Regions from separate parts of the Homo sapiens genome. Here region 2 is linked to region 1. A link is an interaction called in ENCODE POLR2A ChIA-PET data of the cell type or tissue named here. Cell type or tissue: Panc1. All regions are shown on one strand. Links, peaks and the distances in the headings refer to the core of each region. The heading gives the core; the rest is flanking DNA. Region 1 overlaps C2CD5 (C2 calcium dependent domain containing 5). Region 2 overlaps C2CD5-AS1 (C2CD5 antisense RNA 1).

The links. ChIA-PET counts read pairs that join two places held together with the same protein. Peaks named below come from ENCODE experiments on the same cell type or tissue, not always from the same donor. Only the 100,000 strongest peaks of a DNase experiment are listed, where the experiment ranks them.
Region 2: POLR2A ChIA-PET joins it to region 1 with 5 read pairs; 2 of 35 experiments call an interaction of 5 or more read pairs at or near these places.

The regions. Positions count from the first base shown.
Region 1 is chr12:22,495,684-22,498,488 of GRCh38, reverse strand. The region is part of intron 10 of C2CD5 (C2 calcium dependent domain containing 5); the gene reads left to right. Among named protein-coding and RNA genes, the nearest start is that of C2CD5, 47 kb to the left of the region's middle. In Panc1, for the core only: no CTCF peak of the experiment used is centred there; no DNase peak of the experiment used is centred there.
Region 2 is chr12:22,581,911-22,584,715 of GRCh38, reverse strand. All of the region lies in intron 1 of C2CD5-AS1 (C2CD5 antisense RNA 1), which reads right to left. Among named protein-coding and RNA genes, the nearest start is that of C2CD5-AS1, 5.0 kb to the right of the region's middle. RefSeq lists silencers at 615-815, 1,055-1,255. In Panc1, for the core only: no CTCF peak of the experiment used is centred there; a DNase peak (open chromatin) is centred at 975.

The DNA.
Region 1 (2,805 bases), core at 279-2,778:
TAATGGTAACAAAATGTGGGTCAGCTGATTATATAGGGATATATTTATAGAATGTACAGATCAGTCTGCTCATCTGAATGAACTTTTTTGTTTTTTTTAGTTTAAGTTTCAATTCAGTCACGTTTTTATTCAGTGGATGTTTGTGGAGTGCCTACCATGTGTTGCACACTGTGTTGGGTACTGGAAACATAATTGTTAAGCCAGGCAGACGTCCTGTACACACCCAGTCTAGGGTAATTCTTACACTATTTTGGTGTGTGCATATGTGTGTATTAGTTAAATGGAGATAGGTGGTAGGCTCTCTTGGAACTTTAATTTTACTGATAATCTCAGCAATTATCATTTTCCCTGAGAGATACTTATGAGCAGATGTGCAAACTATACCTAAAGTACTTATACAGCTTTTGGTTTTCAGTATTTTAATAAGGTTTTCAGGAAGTAGATAAATAAGAGTTCAAGATGCAAGATGGCATAAATACAGCATGCGTGATATGTGAGCTTTTCTATATTACCAGTAATTTTAGAGTAATGAAAATCCAGTTACATTGTGTGTGTGTGTGTGTGTGTGTGTGTGTGTGTGTATGTGTGTGCATGCGTGTATGTAGTGAAATTTCACAATTATGGAGTAGATTGCACATTTGACTTTCTAAATTTACAGATAGTAAAGACTCCAGTTTGGTCAAACATGGATTATATCTTAGTTTCATCCTAACATCACAAATGACTAGGTCTTGACGTTTGCTCTGTATTTGCACATGACTTCCTCTATAATGAGAATCTTCTTCCTAGTCTACTGATCCCCACCCAGTTTGAGATTATATACTCCTTTGAACCTGAACTCTCTAATTTCTTTTTCATTAGGGGAAATTTATCTTCTTCAAGAGGTTAGCAGTTGGAATGTTACTTTCAGGTATTTGGGAATATAGCTTTTTATACTGTCCGTTAACATGATAGATTATCATTGTATTAACCTTTATTTGATCCAACCTAACATTTTATCTCCTTTTGTTGATTTATAAATTAGATTGAATAACTGTCCATTTTAAAAATAATTTTTATTTTTAAACAATATTTGTTTGTATTTATGGGGTACATGTTTTATTTTGTTACATGCATAGAATAATGATCAAATCAGGGTATTTGGAGTATCCATCACCTTGAGTATTTATGATTTCTAAGTGTTGGGAACATTTCAAGTTCTCTCGGGTAGCTGTTTTGACATATACAGTACAGTGTTGGTAACTATAGTCACTCTGCTTTAAAACATTAGAATAATTTCTTTTTTCTTCTAACCGTATTAAAAGAATCTGCAAGGCAGAGTTATTCTCTCCCAGAGCTATATAAAAATGAACTGAACTTAACATTTCAGGTAGTTGGTATTTCTTAATTGCCAAGTGTATGATAGCCTAAAATCTCAAAGAGGTTGAGTTTAATAAGAGCATATTATGTTGAGTTGTTCACATTGTTATTTTCTGATATATAAACTGCCGTTTTAGAATTTTACCAGTTTCACCTGCACTTCAGAAACAAAATGTTAAAAAGATGGCAAGATATCGAGCTGTGGCCATGCTCTAGGAATGTAACGTAGTAAAAATTAATGAATTCTGATGTCAACCTAAGTGTGCTGACATTACCCCTAAAAGAGACATCAGTGAGGATTGATTTAGTGCTCAGTTCATGCCTGCAATTAAAAGGATATATTAAAAGATTTGCGATATTATCTACAAAGAGTTTTGACCCACAGAAGAAAAACATAAAATAGTATAAAATATAACTTGTATATTAAACTTATATATAAAATATATAATTTGTATATAAAAATATATTAATTTGTATATAATTAAATTTTAAATTTTCCTAAAATAATAACTTTTATAATTGTAAATAATTCTGTAGATTATCAGAAGAAATGTGTTTAAGGTGAAGAGGTTTGTTTCTTAACATCTTTGAAATGTTTATTTAATGTTTATTAAATGACCTCACATCTCAGCTGTATATCCTTCAGATAACTAAATTGTATCATTTCATGTGTCACATACATAGTTGCCACAAAATTTTAAGCTAGACTCTGTTTGCATTTATGTTAGTATAGTATCCTCAATTTTGTACTTTTTAGGATGAATAAAATAATTCCAATTCATTAGTGTGTTTCTTATAGGAAAACACAATACATTCCTATAAGACTGTAGTTATCAGTTTTTAAACCTTAAACATTCTATTATAGGGATTAAATACTGTGATATCTCTGAATTTTTATTGGTAATAGGATAGGCTGAATCATAATTACTGCTTGAAGATTCTCTAGGTCATGTCTGGCATGAGTATAAAATAAGCTTTGGAGATAAATTTAACTTTTCTTTACTGTTAAACAAATTAATCTTAATTTTGTTTTAATTAAATGCCCCCTAAATTTAGTAGCCAAAAATTTTTCCTTTAGTCTCTTGCTTACAGTTGTAGATAATTGTTAATATAATTACCAGTTTGTGATTAAGTGCTCCCTACTGTATGCTTGCCTTGCTTTCACCTAGAATCTAGGGCCATTACTTTCTTGTAACCATTTCAGTGAGCTGCCATAGTTTTCAGTCTGTACTGTCACCTGATCCAAGCATGCGCCAAAATATCCACTGTTTCTGGCTCCTGTATGCTGAATCTGCTTTGCAAACCCTTCGTTCTTTGAGCTTTTGCTTTAGCCAAAAACCAAATTTAAGAAGTTTTCTGGAGTGTGGACATATGCCATTTGCTTCCTTAGCTCCCATGTTATGTAACTCTTTAGCTTTGTATTAAACTTGTAAATACTTATTAAAT
Region 2 (2,805 bases), core at 17-2,516, 86 kb before region 1:
TGAGATCGTGCCACTGCACTCCAGCCTGGCGACAGAGTGAGACTCCATCTCAAAAAAAAAAAAAAAGAAATAGTAAGATGATGAAGCAGACAAAAATCATAGTATTAATATTTTTGCAGTAGGTTTGAGAATAAGTTGTTTGTTGTTGATATATTTTACCATTTTATGTTTTAAGAAGTTTGGTATATTTAATATCTTACAGATTACTTTTATGATTCCAATATAAAATGTCTCATTTATTCAGACTTGCAATTTCAAGTTGAAAGGTATAAGGCAATGTTATTAATTTTATAAACGGTATTTTAACCCCTAAAATAAGTTGAGATTCAATATTAATATGTATACATATTTAATTTGCCAGATTTATAAGTCATATACATTCTTGGGAAATTTTGTCAAATGGACAATTTAAACATTTAACTAAAATTGTAAATGAAACCAAATGTAAATCAAAGTCCTCATAAAAGTAACTGTTAAAATTTGTCAGATTTATAAATTAATAATTTGATTCATAACTTAAAAGCTTAAGAAGGAATAGGTTTTTGAATTTGTAACATTAATAAATCAAATATGAATTTAATAACCTCAAGTAATATTTCCCTAAGTCATTCTCAAGAACATCAAAATATTGTCCTTGACAAAAACGAATCAAGCTCATCAGTGTTAAGTAACAGTGCAGTGTTACCGAAAAGGGATCTCGATCCAGACCCTAAGAGAGTGTTCTTGGATCTCACACAAGAGAGAATTCAGGGCGAGTCCAGAGTAAAGTGAAAGTGAGTTTATTAAGAAGTAAAGGAATAGTAAGAATGGTTACTACATAGACAGAGCAGGGCATTCAAGAGCAGACAAAGCAAGAGGAGGAACACATCCACCTTAGGTAGAGGCTTGTTTATATATAATATAAAAAGAAAAAAATGGGGAACACACCAATGGGGAGATGTGCTGTCCTACAAGGGCGTGTAACAACGGATTGTTAATCTTTGTGTAACTACTGTCTTCTGCAGTAATATATTAAACTAAGAATGCTTTTGTTCTTAAGATATGGGACTCAGGACATTTCCCAAGTTTGTTATTTTCTGTGTCTGTTAAGTCCTGAGTCTGTTCGGTAAACATTATTAACTTGTTTCCTTAACTGTACATATCCTATTGACTAAGAATGCCTAACCTGGGAATGCTGCCCAGTAGGTCTCAGCCTCATGTTACCCAGCCCTTATTCAAGATGGAGTCACTCTGGTTCAAATGCCTTTGACAACAGCTTTCATTGAAAAGGAATACAATACTATCGTGTGTGTGTGTGTGTGTGTGTGTGTGTGTGTGTGTGTATGTGTGTGTGTGTGTTCTTTGGCCTTGTTTTTCTATTTAATTTAATAGCTAAAATTTACAATTCTAAAATTTAATTTGAGTGTTTAAGCATTTTAAGTAATACACTGCTAAAGAGAGAGGGTTTGTTTTTTTTTTTCATTTTTCAGTATTGCACTTCAAGAATTGTCCAAAAGTGACCCAGAGAACTCACTGTAGGCTTCTCAGACAATTAACAGCTCCCTCTCCCAGTGGATAGGGATGCAATGAACTTAGCTATCCACAAGCTGGTGGTTTCTTATTCCCTAGCAGGAAGGTTACAATTTCCCATGGGCCCCAAGATCTTCAGGAAGGAGTGGATCTAGGATTTTCTGGGGCCTAAAGTTTATATATGTCTCTTTTTGCTGATCCTTCTTTTTTTTTTGACAGTCTTGATCTGTTGTCCAGCCTGGGGTACAGTGGTGTGATCTTGGCTCACTGCAACCTCTGCCTCCTAGGCTCAAGTCATTCTCCTGCCTCAGCCTCCCAAGTAACTGGCACTACAGGTGTGCACCACCACGCCCGGCTAATTTTTTTGTATTTTTAGTAGAGATGCGGTTTCACCATGTTGGCCAGGCTGGTCTCGAACTCCTGACCTCAAGTGATCTGGCTGCCTTGGCCTCCCAAAATGCTGGGATTACAGGCATGAGCCACCATGCCCAGCCTGACCCTTCATTTTTTATTTCTCAGATAAATCTTATTCCTTAATCCATACCAGGTGACACAGTAGAATTTATCTTTGCCTCCTTCATCTTAAGTGCTACTATTTGTGTGTTGATTCAGTGCTATTAATTTACCTCCGTTTCACATGTAGCTATGGGGGAAATTAATTTGAAATTTTATTCTGGACAAATGCAATGGAACAGTAAGATATAACTCTGTAGTCACAATTATGTGGAAGTGGAATGTAAGAAAGATTAGAAAAATATTTAAAATTAGAAAATTTCATTCCTATCAGCAAATTATGACAGATCTAAAAAATCTTAGGAATGAAAGTGTCTATTGCTACAAATTATGTGTTTTTACATTATACGATTGAGCAACATAGGCTTAAACTTCCCAGGTCCAATTATATATGGATTTTCTTCCACTTCTGCCACCTCTAAGACAGCAAGACCAACCCCTCCTCTTCCACCTACTCCTTACTCAATGTGAACACAACCAAGTTGAAGACTTTAATGATGATCAACTTCTACTTAATATTATACATAGTAAACATATTTTCTCTTTCTTATGATTTTCTTCATTTTTTTCTCTATCTTACTTTATTGTAAGAATACATTGTATAATACATATAACATGCAAAAAATGTGTTAATTAACTGTTTATGTTATCAATAAGGCTTCTGGCCAACAGTAGGCTACTAGTAGTTCAGTTTCAGGGGAGTTATACATGGATTTTCAACTGCAAGTGGGGTCAATGCACCAACTCACACTTTTCAAGAGTCAACGGTATAGCCTCCCCCTT